2 separate regions of the Homo sapiens genome follow, and region 2 is linked to region 1. A link is a contact called in ENCODE Hi-C or POLR2A ChIA-PET data. All regions are on one chromosome and are shown on one strand. Each heading gives the region's core, a stretch centred on a gene start or an enhancer-like site at or near the end of the contact. The rest is flanking DNA. Distances are from core to core; before and after follow the strand shown.

What was found. Hi-C counts contacts between places; a loop is a spot of excess contacts on that map. ChIA-PET counts read pairs that join two places held with the same protein, here RNA polymerase II (POLR2A). Pooled maps may share reads with other maps.
Region 2: a loop to region 1 is called in a pooled map, with 11 times the contacts of the local background. The contact joins the promoter of STK24-AS1 here to the promoter of MIR17HG in region 1. A Hi-C loop is called at or near these places in 2 of 37 single-sample maps with no recorded cell type and 11 of 50 pooled maps. POLR2A ChIA-PET finds 5 or more read pairs at or near these places in 1 of 52 experiments (activated CD4-positive, alpha-beta T cell).

Annotation. Positions count from the first base shown.
Region 1 is chr13:91,341,987-91,349,852 of GRCh38, forward strand. MIR17HG (miR-17-92a-1 cluster host gene) reads left to right here and starts at 5,701. Exons shown (of 3, transcript NR_197388.1): 1 at 5,701-5,973; 2 at 7,712-7,784. RefSeq lists enhancers at 5,190-5,269, 6,739-7,286, 7,287-7,834 and silencers at 5,370-6,149, 6,200-7,189.
Region 2 is chr13:98,573,155-98,581,020 of GRCh38, forward strand. It overlaps STK24-AS1 (STK24 antisense RNA 1), which reads left to right and starts at 4,101. Exons shown (of 1, transcript NR_046542.1): 1 at 4,101-5,687. It overlaps STK24 (serine/threonine kinase 24), which reads right to left and starts at 3,953. Exons shown (of 11, transcript NM_001032296.4): 1 at 3,591-3,953. The coding sequence starts at 3,632. RefSeq lists silencers at 1,463-1,522, 2,987-3,856, 3,907-4,216, 4,237-4,386 and an enhancer at 4,477-4,666.

The sequences.
Region 1 (7,866 bases), core at 4,451-6,950:
TTTCTATACCCTATTCCCATCCTTCGGGCTCCATCTTCCTCCTTGTTTCAATATCCTGCTTGGGTTTTTATGACTCATATGCTTCAGTTTTTCCTCATCCTTTCCTATCTTGACTTGGCTTTAAATACTTTATTGGATAAATTTTACTTGTGGCTCTTAATAACAGCTACCATGACATCGCAGCCAGAGAAGGAGAACAATTTGCTCTAAATATCTTGCAAGCAAATGTTAACACTGGGCACAAGTAAGCATGTATGGCTAAATCAAATATTTGCTTTTTAATTTATACCCACATAATTTTGGAAAATTCTTACAAACAAATATGTCAGACATAGCTGGTCTTCCTACTAACACAATGCCATTATGCATATATTCTCAGAGAACAGAGAAAATCATTCACATTCTCAAGGATGGTTTCTGTGACTTGGGTGGGTACTGATTTCTCCCCGGACAATTGCAGTACAGAGCTCCCACTTATTCTCCATAATGTTAATTGGTCCTTACAGTTTTATCATTTCAGACATGATTTGTCATTACTGTTCAAATTCAGTCTTGGTTTTACCTGGTCAAAACTTTGTAATATACCTATTTGTTTTGAACATGAGTATGTGAAAAATAAGCTGGTATATTAAAATTTACTGCCTGCATAGGGGAAAGGCTTAATTAACTGGTATTTAGGGGAACTAAGGTGCACTGGTTTGCAAAATTTATCAAACGTGTATTTCCTTCACTGTAGTCTCATGTAAATAATACTTCTGAGTTTTTATGATTTTTATCAGTTTATTCTTTGCACACTTTTAGAAATACAGCAATTGAACCTTCATAAATATTCCTTCTGAACACGTTGCTATCCAACTTTTAAAGTGCCCCCAGAAAGGCAAATTATTAAAGATATAAATAACCCATCACAATTTACACAAAATAAAAATAAATTTTCATCATCTTGATATACATAGAAATTATTAGGCTTGATGGTTAAGATGAATATTGGTACTTAAGTATAGTTTTGTGAAATAGTAGGACAACTGTCAAATTTGTGTTATTTTGAGCAATCTTAAGGACCAAATTATATAATCAATATCTTAAGTTGTTTCTAGAACTATTATCTAGCAGAATACAGCCACATGATAGGCTGAATCAACTTGTTTCTTCTGGGAAAAACTGAAGGTAAATCCTACATTTGAAAGCAAGAATATTAAAACAAACAAACAAGCAAACACACAAACAAGAAAAACCTAAGAAGAGTTTAGAAAATTGAATGAAATTAACTAAAATCAGTAGTATTTGGCAATTTCTCTGCCCTGGACACTTCTTGTTGTTGTCTTTTATTATTTAAAAAAAATTTGTGGATGATCCAGGTGATCTCTACGTAGCCCTTTTTCACTGCTAAGTGATTGAGAACAAATTCAATTTATCATATCTAAACATGTCCACTCCAGAGAATTTTTTTCAAACATAACACAATCCATGTGAGGAATAATTTTTCCAAGATTAAGTATATTTGTTAGTTAAATTAAACTTCAACCCCAGATAGCAAAGATATAACAGCACTCTAATTACCAATGTGTCTTCCCAAACAAGGTTACTACAGTGTAAGGCATTAAGTTTTCAGAATTATTTCTGAAGGTTTTCTGTCTCTCTTTTTTTTAAACTTTATGCCCATAACTCCTTGATGAAGGAGTTGCAATATCCTGGGCCAGTTTCTCATTGCTTCCTTATGTGTTAATTAATAACATACATATGCAATAGAGATAAAAACAGGCACAAACATTTATCAAGATTAATCAGCTAATAGTAATGATTAATCAAACATTTTTATTTCATTCAAGAACTAAGTACCAGAGCTTGTCAGTCGTGATTCATATAAGTATGACCAGGGAATTTTTTGAAAAGGATTTTGGCCCCACTTCTTACCACCTAAATTAGAATATCTGCAAGTAAGGGTCACACATTTGCATGTTTCAAAGGCTCTTGGTTGATTGTAAAGTACAGCTGGGCTGGGAACCACTGAGTTAAGAACAAGAAATTGAAAATAAGCCATTTCCAATTTTGATGTTTCATTCTTCTAGTGAAAACAAATGAAAAACTAGTGAAACACTTTACCACGATGTACCATAACAATATATTGCCTTTAAATGTTTAAATTCAAAATGTATTAGTTTTATAAAAGCCATACCACTTTACATATACTGATAGACATCAATGCATAGCAAACTTCCTTAAGGGTAGAGACTGTATCCTCTTTATTGTGACAAATAATACCTATTCTGTCTATTTTTCTTAATTAAATAATAATTATACCCATCTGGTTCTACAGAGTACCACAGTAACAACTTCAAAGATATGAAAACAGAGTAATTTTTTCAAATTGCTTCTTTATTCAAAACCACACACGTTCATTTTTCCCTCTATAATTTATAATTTCTTAATTCCAAAACCTTAAGTCTATCAGGTTAAATGATTATGGTCTTTGTGTTCACTATAAATTTATTGTCATTAGTAGCATCTTGGAATGTCATTTGTAGTGAATAATTCATATATTCATGTTATGCAGGATTATCTACTACCATAAACAAAATGCAGATGTTCTAAATTCTAAATTAAGGATGTAAAATAACCTGCCATCAGAATAACAGTTGGATTAGACATTGGAACAAGTAAAAAAAAAAAAAGGTTGAAGACATGAAATCTTCAGCTTATTTGTGAAAGATTCGTGGTAATCAATAATATTCTGGAGTTCCTAAACTTTTCATGGACACGGGTTCTGTCTTATCCCTCCTTATATCTTTGACCAGTGCAAGCATAGCAGACACATAATACATAATTGCTAAAGTGGACCGAACAGTTTCAATGGAAAACATAATTAATATGGGAGGACTAGACTGTGTCTTTTCAGACATTTATAGATATATATTGTAAAAAAAATCCCAAATTTCATCATTGAATGTGTGTTATTGATTACTGTTTGCTACATTACAAGAGTCCAAAATGTTCTCAGTTTATAACCAGTTCACTTTCTGAACTCAACGTGGTGTTTAAATTTGTATTCCTTTTCCGTAAAATACAAATGCTGTGGGAAAATAATACATACTTATAGGCATCTATGTTAAAAATGCCAATTCGCAAAAATATGAAATATACTTAATTGCTTAGCCAATTTTTAGACCCTCTGAATTACTATTTAAATTATATATAAATACAGGTTTAAAATAACACTAGAAGTTGTCTTTAACTTAGATTCTTGCATCATTCCTATGTTTTCACATCTATAATGTGAATGTGATTATTGTTTTATTAGTTTCTTAAATTCTATAATTATGCTAAAACACAACATTTTAACTGAATTTATCTTTCAAAAATTCAACACATTTAACTCAGTTGATACTGACATAGTTAAACAATAAAAGGTAGGAAATAAAATCCTCAATATTATTTACAAGGTCAATAACTTTTCAGATCTTCTTAATTCATAACATCTATAAGACCGAAACACATGGGTAAAAAGTAAAAAATACAGATATTCTCTATTACTTTCTATATATCATGTAAACTGAGGGCTATATAGAACTGCTCTGACGTTGAACTGAGCTTTTCATTTTATCTAAAACGTTCTGAATGTTCTGGATTGTGTAAAACAGTACTGTGTTTTAGCTGACTTGAGAAGGCTGTGTGTCTCACTTTGGCATTTCAGATTGCTTTATTTTTACATTCCTTGGTTGCAGAAGGCATTTGTTAGCAGTTCACATATTTTTGTGATCTTCAAAATTATAACCACAAAAATCTTCCCTTTAGTTATCAAGTATACCCAAGTGTGGCCCCTAAAATCAGGGAAGATAGGTTTCTCACTAGTAGTGACTTCCAAAAAACATCAAGTTGGCTAAGCTTCAAATTCATTTGGGATTAAAACGTTTTCAATTATTCTAATTATACTTAAGATAATTTATTAATTTTGAAAGGAAGTATGAGCGAAACCCTTAAAATGCAACCTACTAATTCTGAAACTTTCTGGAATTTCCAAGTCAGTAGGTTTAAATGAATTTGCGTCTTCCAAAATCCTGATTACCATAAAAAAGGGTATACATTAAGAATTATTTCTTATACTGTAGTCACAGAAAATAGTTGCTTGTATGTCAGATTTCCACAGAAATATAGTGAGATACCTAAAAACAGCTTTTTAAAGCTAGTAGTATTTCAATGTTGACTTTAATTGGAAGGAAACTATGAGATGAATAACTCCTGCTAAGAAACCTGTATATAGGTGGGATTTCCCATGATTCAGAGAGTGTGATGAACAATCTTACTCACAACATCCCCCCGCCTCAACCATTCTAATTTGAAACAGAAGATAAAGTTTTAAAGAAAAAGGCATTGACATATTAGTCAATGCCGACCAAAAGTAACGTAAAATTAGACTTGTAATAAAATTAGCAGTGTTTTCCTCTTTGAAACGTTCATAAATGACTATATTACAGAAATATTAGATATTGTAAAATTTCAGATTTGGCCTTTTATTTTGATTTACAAAGAAAGGAATATCTAGAAACTAGACTCAATAAAAAAAAGAGTAGCAAAACTTTAATCCACTATTTTTTATGTCATCACTAGTTTGACAATTGGATTTAAGCAAAGCATGATAAAATAAGTCAAAGACAGTAAATGACAATACTGTCAAGGTTTGAATGTCAAAAATTTTAACATTGGGGCATTAAAGACATCCTTTGGTAATGTGTGTTTTACAGTTGACTTGTACAATCACGAACCAGTGATATGTGCTTTGCAGTAGCTACTTACTAGATTTAAACCAATTTATAATTGCTGTATTTCTCGTAAATGTTATGAATCCTCACTTTTAACAATTATGTTTCTGAGAATTCCGGAATTTCCTGAACCACAATGTGAAGAAGGAGGTGCTCCTGATTGGGCTTCTTTTCTCAGCTTTGTGGTTGTTTATGAGGTTCTTTCCGAGCTATGCTATTTCTACTGGAGAACCCAGAGTTCTTACTAAATGCAGCTGGGCATGAGAGGGGAGGCTCAGGTACTGCAGCTGTGAAACCTCTGCTCGGGCATGCGTTTTGGTTTACACGCGGCCAGGTTAAGGAAACACATTGCCACGAAGTGTGCATTCACAAGAGTGTCGGGTGTAATGTATTTATTTCTGGGTCTCAAACGATCTTTGCAGCGAGTAATTCTGTTTCGATGTTAAAGTCACTGGATTTTACTTCTCTGGTTCCGGTTGGCCTGGAGCAGGCCCCTAATTACCTCGGAAACCCACCAAGGGCCGGTAAAGTAATAAACTGTGATCGCACAGCGTACACGTCGAGTCCCAGGGAGAGCAGGGCTCCCAGGAAGCCCCGGGAAGCGTGCGCTTCCAGGAGGGTGTGCGGCGCGCGGGGGTCTGCACGCGCGCAGAGCTTGTTAACGGAGGGCGTGCCGGAGGCGTGGCGCGAGGTGTTCGGGCGAGGCGCTCCGCGAGGCTGGCGGCGGTGGGCGGGCCACGGGGGAGCGCGGCCCGGGGAAGGCTGCGCGGCGCCGCCAGCGGCTCCCGGCTCCCGCTCTCCCGGCCGCCAAGAACGAGCCGCCGTGGGCGGGGCCTGCGGTGATTGGCGGGCGGGCGGGGAGGTCGGAAGTACTTTGTTTTTTATGCTAATGAGGGAGTGGGGCTTGTCCGTATTTACGTTGAGGCGGGAGCCGCCGCCCTTCATTCACCCACATGGTCCTTCGAGGTGCCGCCGCCGCCGCCCGACCTGCGCCTTCGCGCCACTTCGCGCCCTCGGGCGAGGCCGAGGGGGTGGGGACGACTACCGCAGCGCCGCCGGGGCTCGCGCTCCTCCGCGAAGCTCTCCTCGCGGGGCGGGCCGGCCGGCCGCACCCCCGGCCTGGGGCCTCCGGTCGTAGTAAAGCGCAGGCGGGCGGGGAGGCGGGAGCAGGAGCCCGCGGCCGGCCAGCCGAAGATGGTGGCGGCTACTCCTCCTGGTGAGTCTGCCCGCCCCTCCGGCGACGGAGGGAAACCTGTTGTGTGCGGCCCGGGTCTGGCGGGCGGGGCGGAGCGGCCCGGGGCGGACTGGCCCGGGGCAGCGTGGCGGCGGCGGCGTGGCCGGGGCGGGTCTCGGCCGTTGGCCGCCCCGGCGTGTGGCAGCCGCATCTGGCTGCCCCCTCGCTCGCCCGCGGGCCGGCGGAGGGGGGCAGGGCCGGGGCGGGAGGGTGGGAGGGGGCGGCGTGCGCGTGGCGGCCGCGCCCGGGACCCGCGCAGACCCTGCCTGGGCCGACCCGAAGGCGGGTGGGCGGACGGCGAACACAATGGCCCCTCGGGGAGAGGACGTGCGAGGCCCGTGCCTTCTCCGGGGCCCGGGGCGCGCGCGGGGCGTGGGGTCTCTGGGTAGGAAAGTTTCTCCCGAGGGCGAGAGTTAAAGCGCCTCCAGAACAAAGCGGCGGCGGCGGCGGCACATGGGGCAGGCCGCGGGCCGGGAGGGGGCGCGCCCACGAGGTACCTGCGCGCCAGCGGGCGGCGTGGCGTGGGCGGGAGCCCGCGGTTCCCCAAACTTTGTACGCGCGAGGGTGGGCGGAGGGGCGCCGAGATCGGCGCGGCCTGGGCGCCACCCCCGCTCCGCGTGGGCTTTGTTAGCCCGCGTGGGCAGCCTCGGGGCGGGGCCCGCAACTTCCCCGCCGTGGCCCTCGGAGGAGGCCGCAGTCGGCCTCAGCCGCGGCGTGGAGCCGCCTGCGCCCGGCCGCTTGCTGGGAGTGTGGCGCGGGAGGGCCAGCCCGGCTCGGCGGGAGCGGCGTCCCCGCCGCCATGTTCCTGCGGGGCGGGCTGCACGGGGGTGAGGGCGGGGGACATGGCGGCGACTGCGCGCCGCCGCCGATTGTTCCCGGCTTAGGCCTCGGGCCGCGTGCGACGGGCACCGCGGCCGCGGAGCCCCCGCCCCTCTGGGCCGGGCTCGGGGGGGCTGGGGGACACAAAGGAGGGGCGGCGCGCCCGCGTCCCCGCCGCACTCGGGCCTCGGCGCCGCCGGTCGCCGCGCGGCTGCCGCCGGGAAACGGGTTGGGGGGGTTGCCGCGTCCGGCGGGGCCTGACTCTGACCCGCCGCCCCCTGGCGGCTACGCGGAGAATCGCAGGGCCGCGCTCCCCCTTGTGCGACATGTGCTGCCGGCCCGGGCTCCATGAGCGTGGCGGGCACTTTGCAGTCTCGGGTGTTCCTGCCCGGTCTTCTGTTCCTAAACTGCAGCAAAGGGAAAAGGAACTGAAAAAGGCAGGCTCGTCGTTGCAATATCACCAAAAGAGAAAATTAACGGCATGCCATCAGGACCACAGCAGTTGGAGAAACAACTCTTTATCCCGGCTTGCAGCCACGAGGTCTTGATTGGGGGAGGGGTGGTGAAGAATAGTCTGTGGGCTGCTTTTTTTTTTTCCTTTTACTGGAGCTGTACAGTGGAGTCGGTGATTGCTGCTGATCATAATCAAGTATTTTAGGAGCTTATTTAGACATGTATCTGATAGCTAAGGATTTTTCAACTTTATTCTCTTACGTATTTTTCAACTGTAAATTATTGGGCTTTTAAATCCTGCTAGTATTGCTCGACTCTTACTCTCACAAATGGATGGAATTAATTGCTGTTAGGAGGTTGGAAAATAGCAAATATAGATTTGGACGGTGGTAGTAATTTTGAGCAAATAATGTTTTATCTTTTTTTTCCTTATTTTTCCCTATTCCAGTCATACACGTGGACCTAACTGCACCAGTAGCTTTTCTGAGAATACTTGCTGAAAAGGAAGTTTTCTGGAATGGGTAAGTGTATTCTGATTTTCTTGAACTTTTCTTAAAAACAAATTTTTCTTGCTATTAAAGTTGAATAAATAGGATTGGTTTC
Region 2 (7,866 bases), core at 2,851-5,350, 7.2 Mb after region 1:
ATTAGTACGGTCTCCTGAAACTTGTTTTTGATCCTGATGTAAAATATATTTCTTACATGGGTCACGGTTCAGAAAAGTTGAAAAGTGACTGATAAAATTTTGTAACAGAAATGTGCAAACCAAAATCTCATTTTTAAATCACATTTCTGCAAACTCAAAGCCGATTGGTGTTCCTGCCTCCATCTGAAGCTTTTCTTTTAATCTCAATTGAGTGAAACAACAAATGCTCAATGAAAGACGGAGTACTTATAGCCACAGATCAGCCTGATTTCTTTATGTTTATTCGTCACTATATTCATTCAGTTTCTGATGTCTATTTTTTTCCCCTACTGAAATATAAAACTGGGGTTTAAGAGAAAAAAAGCAAAGGCTTCAGCAACTTTCATTAAACATTTACTTTAAATGGTAACCTCATTCAGATCTACCACTTTCAACCCCTCCCCTAGGACCTGGCACATGAAAGTTCAATAAGGGTTGCTGATTGAATAAATTAAAAAATCAGCCTCCTATTTCTAATTTCTTTAGCCAATCTAACTAGCAATGAGATAAACTTTAATGTTTGCAAAAGTAACCATAAAACAGTAACACTGCATGATGAGTGGGAGTAGGAGGAGTAGTAGTTTCCAATCACAAATTTGCCACATAATATATGATCTCACCTTGGTCAGTTAAGTCTTCCTTGGTCTCCACATCTACAAAATGGTATAATATCATCTACATCTCAAACGGTACCGGTAAGAATCAAGAGGCATAAAAATGATTTGCAAAACATTGAAAAATGGTGTTTATACTAACATGGTTGTTATTTTTCAAGCATCCTTGCCTAGGCCACCTGAATTCACTCTGCTTTATTTTTTTATTTTATTTTTTTTTTTGAGACGGAGTCTGCCTCTGTCGCCCAGGCTGGGGTGCAACGGCACAATCTCAGCTCAACGCAACCTCCGCCTCCCGGGTTCAAGTGATTCTCCTGCCTCAGCCTCCCGAGTAGCTGGGATTACAGGCGTGTGCCACCACGCCCAGCTAATTTTTTGGATTTTTAGTAGAAACAGGGTTTCACCATGTTAGCCAGGATGGTCTCGATCTCCTGACCTCATGATCCGCCCACTTCGGCCTCTCAAACTGCTGAGATTACAGACTCTGCTGTCTTTCTAAGCCAACTCCTTATAAGCCCTGGTCAGGAGACAAGAAAAAGGGAGGGCTATGAGGCCTATCAGAGCAAGCCATAGAAGAGATACGGACTTCTCTCCTCCCATTTAGCAGACAACAGTCGAAAGCAGGTGTGTTTTTAATTGAATCTTCAGCAACAACTCTTAGGGAAGCCTCCCAGGGCAGTAGCAACTGCTAATTTGAAGTAGAAAATAAATGTGCTGTTGTTTTTCTTTTGTGGGGTGGGGGAGGAGAAAAGAATGTTCTTCCCCAAATGATACACTGTTACCATACAGTCTGTAGATGTACTTAGGTACAGGAATGACTGGCAGAAGCCAACTTACCTACCTCTAAAACTGTAAAACTGTAACAGCTGAAAATCTGATCATCTTTTCCACTGAGAAACACTTAAGATCTTTCATACTGAGAAAACAAAATAAAAACAGTTCCCATGTAACACAACCTAACAGATACATAATAGTTGAGAGGCAAAGTTATTAAGGAAATGTATCTTCTTTTCCCAAGGTTTAAGAATTCTGACCCACTCAAAAAAAAAAGTGAGGATAAAAATGAAAAGGTGAGATACTAGATATCACCTGGTAACCATCTGATACTGACTTCACGGCACCAGCCAAAGGGGCTTTAGTACCTTTTCAAACTGATTCGCTATCCACAAAGGCCAATTAACCTAGTAAGTGAGGCATTTGTGCTAGATTCCAACCTGATGAACACGGTATAAATATCAACCTAAAGGAAATATTGATAAAACTTTTTTTTTAAATCATTACAAGAGTCCTTTCTTGCTCGACTAGTAAGAAATTACTTTTTTCACCCAGTTCACTCTGACCTACACACCTCTAAATTCATACCAAAGCGGCTTTAGAAAATACCAAGAAACCACATCTGATTGTTACCCAGCAGTCAGCAGAAGTTTAGGTTTTGAATGCATGCTAAATTCAACGCTCCTTAAATGAGAGTCGACAAAAGAATATTCTTCAAGCATCTTCCCAGTCACTCTTAAGATAATAACTTAACTGTTGCTGCTTAAATGTATATTTATTTACTGCTTAAACATATATACACACATATATATACTGCTTATATATACACACACACACACACACACACATATACACACACACACACTTGGACTAAAATTCTAGCTGCCATTAAAGTGGTAACTTTGAGTTCCTATTTTTCCAGAATTCAAACCTGAACAGTGAAATCCAGTTTTCTTTTTACGGTTTCAAAAAAAGAAGGGAGAGGGATGATCTCACTGGAAGAGGCGAGCAGACCCCAGAGGCAGTCCCAGGTCTGGGCTCTGTGCTTCTCAGCCCTCAAGACACAGGGAAGGAGCCTGTTGGTACCTGTAAATCAACCAGTAATCTACTTGGATGCTTTTGGTTTTCTTCAAACACTTAACGTTCACTCAGCTAAACTGGCAGAGCAAACTTTCATGACATATCCTAACTGCATCCTAAGATTTCCATCCTAAGCATTTTGCCACCATTTCTGCGCCTACAAAGTTTACAAGAGTTAGCCAAGGACGGTAGCTTTGTTTTTCAAAGGGCTAAAAGCAACGACAACGAAAACAACAACAACAAAAAACCTTTAACTTATACATGTAAATTTGAAATTCAACTCCTCTCCCACTCCCCAAAAAGTCACTGGTAGGCCAAGGTGTCACCAAGTACCGAAAGAGAGGTTTACTGGGCGAAGAATTCCTGTAAATGCAACCAAGTCTCAAAGTGAAAGTCCAGGGTCCCGGGGCCGGGCCCGGGACCCTGGTGCGCGGCTGTCCGAGGGATTCCTCCTTCCAGAAGGTTTGCAACTCGCACTTTCCCCCGGTCCGCAGGTGCACGGGGGCTCCGGGCAAAGCCACTGCAAGTGGAACTCGCGGTTACCTTCCTCCACTCCACCCTGCCTACTCCGCTCGGGCCCGGACGAGTCCAGGCGCGCTCCCCGTCCCCGCCCTGCCCAGGTCTCCCGCCCGCCTGCCCGGGGGTGGGGGACGAGCCTGGGGGACGCGTCCTGGGGCCCTCCGCCAACCCGGCCACCACGCAGGGCCCCGGGACCCGGCGGGGGCCTCCAAGGGCATCACTCCACCTCACTTCTCCCGGGGACAGGGCCACCCAGGGCCTGCAGCTCCGGAAGAGTGTTGGGGCGAGGGGAGCGCGGAGGACTAGGCGCCCGCACCCCCACATCCGGACCCAGGCCGCGGTTCCTACGGCTCCTGCACGCACACGCCGGAGACCTCGGCCGCCGGAGCCGGCAGGGACGCCCAGGGACTCGGACTCGGACCCCCGGCCGAGCCGGGCGCGCGGGGAGCCAGGCTCCGGCGCGACCCCGGCCGGCTGAGCGTAGGGGGACGCCGTGTGGATACCGCCAAGTTGCTGCTTCCGCCCCGGTCGCGCATCCCGGCCCCGCGGCCCGCGCCCGCCTACCTGCATGCCGGGCAGGCCCGACTGCACCGGGGAGTGAGCCATGGCGCTCAGGACGGCCACTTCCTGGGACGGGACGGCCGGGCCGCGACGATCCGCGCGGGGCGGCGAGGCCCGCGGGCCGCGCGCAGCCCTCGGGCGGCGGGGCCGGCCGGAGCCCGAGGCCACCCCAGCCCTGGCGGGTCCCGGCCGGGCGGCGGGGGCTCAGCGGCGGGTGGCGGGCCGCGTCTCCATGCACGGCGCCAGGGAGGAGCTGCTGGGGGCGCAGGGCCTCGCGCGCACTGCCGCCGCCGCCGCTGCTGCCGCTACTGCTGGGCTGGAGCCGGGCGGCCTGGGCCCGCGCGCGCTGGCCGCTGGAGCCGGAGTGGGCGCGCACAGCCCGCCGAGCCCGCGAGCGCCGAGCGCGTCCCGCCCCGGCCCGGCCCCCGCGCCCGCCCCCACGGCCCGGCCGGGGACCCCGCCCCGCGCTTCCGGGAGGGGGAGGGGAGAGGCCGGTGGCCGCGCGGGAGCCCTAGGCCGCAGCCGCCGCCTGTCGGCCCGGCCCGGGTCCCAGCTGCTCCTGCGGCGCTCCCACGCCCCCGCGGGCGGGCGGCGGGGCCGGGAGGGGGCCTCGGCTGGGGCGGGCGCCGGGAGGGACCGAGTCGGGGCCGGAGGCTGGCCGCGTGCCCACCGGGCCGGCGCCGGGGCGAGCCTGGGCCGCGGCCCCCTCTTCCCGCCAGCCAGCCCACCCCGCCCCGGCGGCCTCTGGGAAAACGCGTCCCGGGCGAGCCCCTGAGGGCAGGATCGGAGTCGGGGGCACCTGGGGAAGGAGAGCGCCCCGTGGGGCCTCGGCCGGTGGCCTGTGCCAAAAGGCCGGGCAGAGCTGCTTCGGTGTCTGGGTGAAGTTTCCAGCCAACCCAAGAAGGAAACCGAAAGGGAAGAGGCCGAGAGAGAGGTTAATTCCTAGTGCTTTGGTTACCGAAAACAGCCCGGCTGGGACTGCTGGGCTGGGAACTTAGCTAAGCAGTGCGGAGGCTGAACCCCACCATCTCTGGGATCCGCAGCAAATCAGAAGCCCCCACCCACGATAAGGGGAAAATGGGGCGCAGAGGGCAGGGAGGAAGGGAAGAGAATGGAAGGAAAGCGCGTCTGGACTTTGAACTGCAGCCCTCTCCCTCTTTCCCTTGCCTCGGAAGCTCCAGGCCCACTCAGCACCAGTTCTGTCTCCTCTTTTCAGCCGCCTTCTCTCTAGCTACTGAGGGGAAAAGTCAGGATGAAGCGGGTCCCTCGGCCTCCAGAAGGTGTTTTATTACAGTCGCAAACAGGTAGAGCGGCAGCCACCCCAGTGATGACTCCCTGCTCCTTAGATTGTAGGGACGCTGGCACCTCACTCATGCTCCTAAGTGGCCATTTTGCGCCCTGGCTGGGCGAGTTAGGCAGACAAAATGAGCCCCCAAAAGTTTAAAGGCCTCCACCAAAGGAGTATTTCTTTTCTGAGGTGTCATTGTATTCCATCCACGAACTTCAGTTCCCCCGGGTGCTCTGGATCTGACATGGAGTAGGATGCTAACATCTAATCCCTTCTTTCCCTTTGGAAAGATGCATGTTTTTTCTCGGAGTCCTAGGGAATACCTTAGAATACTTTCATGGTTGTCATTGGTACACCCATCCCTTGAGGAGCCCTGCCACCCGTAAGTAGGACTGCAAGGAAATACAAAATTAAGAGAAGTATGAACCCTGATACCCAGGAACTTAAAATCAGGTGTATAAATTTTGTACACCTAAAAAATATGGTACCTAAAGAGGCGAACAGCAAAACAAGCAAGAATGTGAATCTTTAAAATGTTTCTATTCTTCAGCGCAGCCCAGGAATTCTACCTAAAGTAACATATCCTAAGGCAACAACCAAGAAGTGTGGAAGAATGCATGTAAGAAGACACAGTGATGTTTAGAATCCTGGGGAAACGGAACAGCCAAAAAGTCTCACAGAGGTTAAGTAAATAATAGCATTTTCATACGAGTACTATGTAGTCATTTAAAATTATGTCTTTCAGTACCTAGTAATGGGGAAAATGTATTCATTATATATTATTAAAGAAAATACAGGGTACAAAACACTGTATATAGACTGATCTCAAATGACTATATATATATTAATATATATGGCCTACAGACACACAGTCATGTATTGCTTAACAATGGGTATACATTCTGAGAAATGTGTTCTTAGTTGATTTTGTCACGTGAGCATCATAGAGTGTACTTCCAGAAACCTAGATGGCATAGCCTACTACACACCTAGGCTATATGGTATGACGTATTGCACCTGGACCACAAACCTGAACAGCATGTGACTGAACTCAATACTGGAGGCAACTATAACACAATGGTAAATATTTGTGGATCTAAACATGTCTAAGCATAGAAAAGGGACAGTAAAAATATTCTTCTAGGGTCAGCAGAGCCAGGGCAATAACCTGGCACCAAGATAAAGAGCAAGAAACTAGATGAATGGATGGAAATGTCTGGATGCTGATCTGAGACATTACCATGGTAAATGCTCAGAAATCACTTTGCAGTGGGCTAATTGCCAGCAAATAAGTCACAGCAGATGGGGGACAAAGGCCCATAGTACCCTGGGTATAAAAAAATAACCGGAATCCTAGTTTGTGTCCTGAGGCTAGTGAGGCTCAAAACAGGGAGATTCCGGCAGGATGTAACTTCTCTGGACACAGTGACTTGCATCCATTAGCTGGTCTGTTGCCCCGAACCCTGTTTATCTTCTCTCCACACTGACCATTGTTTCATCCTTTGACAATGTTCATACTGTTGAGCACCATTCTTATCGAAAGAAGGGAAGGAAGCAACATGGGAGTTACTGGTTCTCCTTGGCCCTATGCAGGTAGTACCGAGTATTCCCCATGGCAGAAGTAGGTCTCCACCTTATTTGTTTTTGCACAACAGAGATGATGCACAGGGCCTGAGCCCGGGATCAGATCCGGTGCAATTGCCTATTATGTTCATTCATTCACACCTTTTTTGAATACCAACTATTAATACATGTCAGATACCCAGTTCAGTACTGGGCATATAAACATTAGATCCTCAGGTGCCTCTTAACCCATCCTAGGGACCTGGTCTCCCAGAATCCTAACTTTGGATGAATACAATACCATAATTGATTAAACTTAGAGTGGCAATAGCTATCATTTCCACCAAGGAAAGAAAAGGATCATCCTCTCACCCTCTTCCTCTTGTCACTTTCCCTCCACCCCCAATGTATGATTACAACAGGTTATACACTACCGTAAGTCCAGAAGGAGATTATGAGAGTCTCCATAGAGATGATGCATTTTATGGTCTCCATGGAGATACTAACCCATTGAGTTATTTACTTTATCCATTGAATTATTTTTCTTCCCTGGTCCTCTTTGTCTTTTGTGTTCACTTAAGGACATCAGTCTGGCAATGAATTATGATCTGAAATATATTCTGGACCACAAAGAATATTTCCATACCCCTATATGGAGCCCCTCCAAATATAAAGCCCCTATGTATTTGCTGCCCCTAAGCTAGTTTGTACGCACTCTCAGCAGAGCTCAGAGAGGAACAGAAAACAAGAATTCCACAATCAATCCCTTCACTTTTCTTTCTAAGTTGAAAAGATAAACACCCCCAAATGCTGCTTTATAAAGAACAGCTAGACAAGTAGAGCATTAGCAATTTAAATTCAGAGATTAAAGAAAGGGACTTACATGGTGAACTTTAAAGGGAGAAATAGGAGTAGCTTGGATAAGTAACTAACAGAAGGCTTAGACAAATTTCTACACATGTTCAGTAGGTGAAGACAAATTATCAAGATCAGTTTAAAGAAGAATGTCTAGTCATTGTTGGATGACACAATAGCAAGAAAAGGTATGCCAAAGCCCCAGAAAAATATCCCAGCTACATTGAGGAATGGTACCAATAAGGTTTCATTCTGTGCGTGGAGAGCTCAGAGGGCAGGCTCTTGCAGGGATATCACCCTAAGTAGGTTTTCAGTTGCACCCTGCCTTAGTTTGCTAGGGCTGCCGTAACAAAGAACCACCAACTGGATGGCCAAAACGACAGAAATTTATTTCCTCACCATTCTGGAGGCTGGAAGTCCAAGATGAAGGTGTCAGCAAGATTGGTTTCTTCCGAGGCCTCTCTCGGGCTTGTAGCGGCCAGCTTCTCCCTCTGTGTTCTCGTGGTCTTCACTGTGTGTTCCTGTGTCCTAATTTCCTGTTTTTATTATTTATTTATTTATTTATTTATTTAT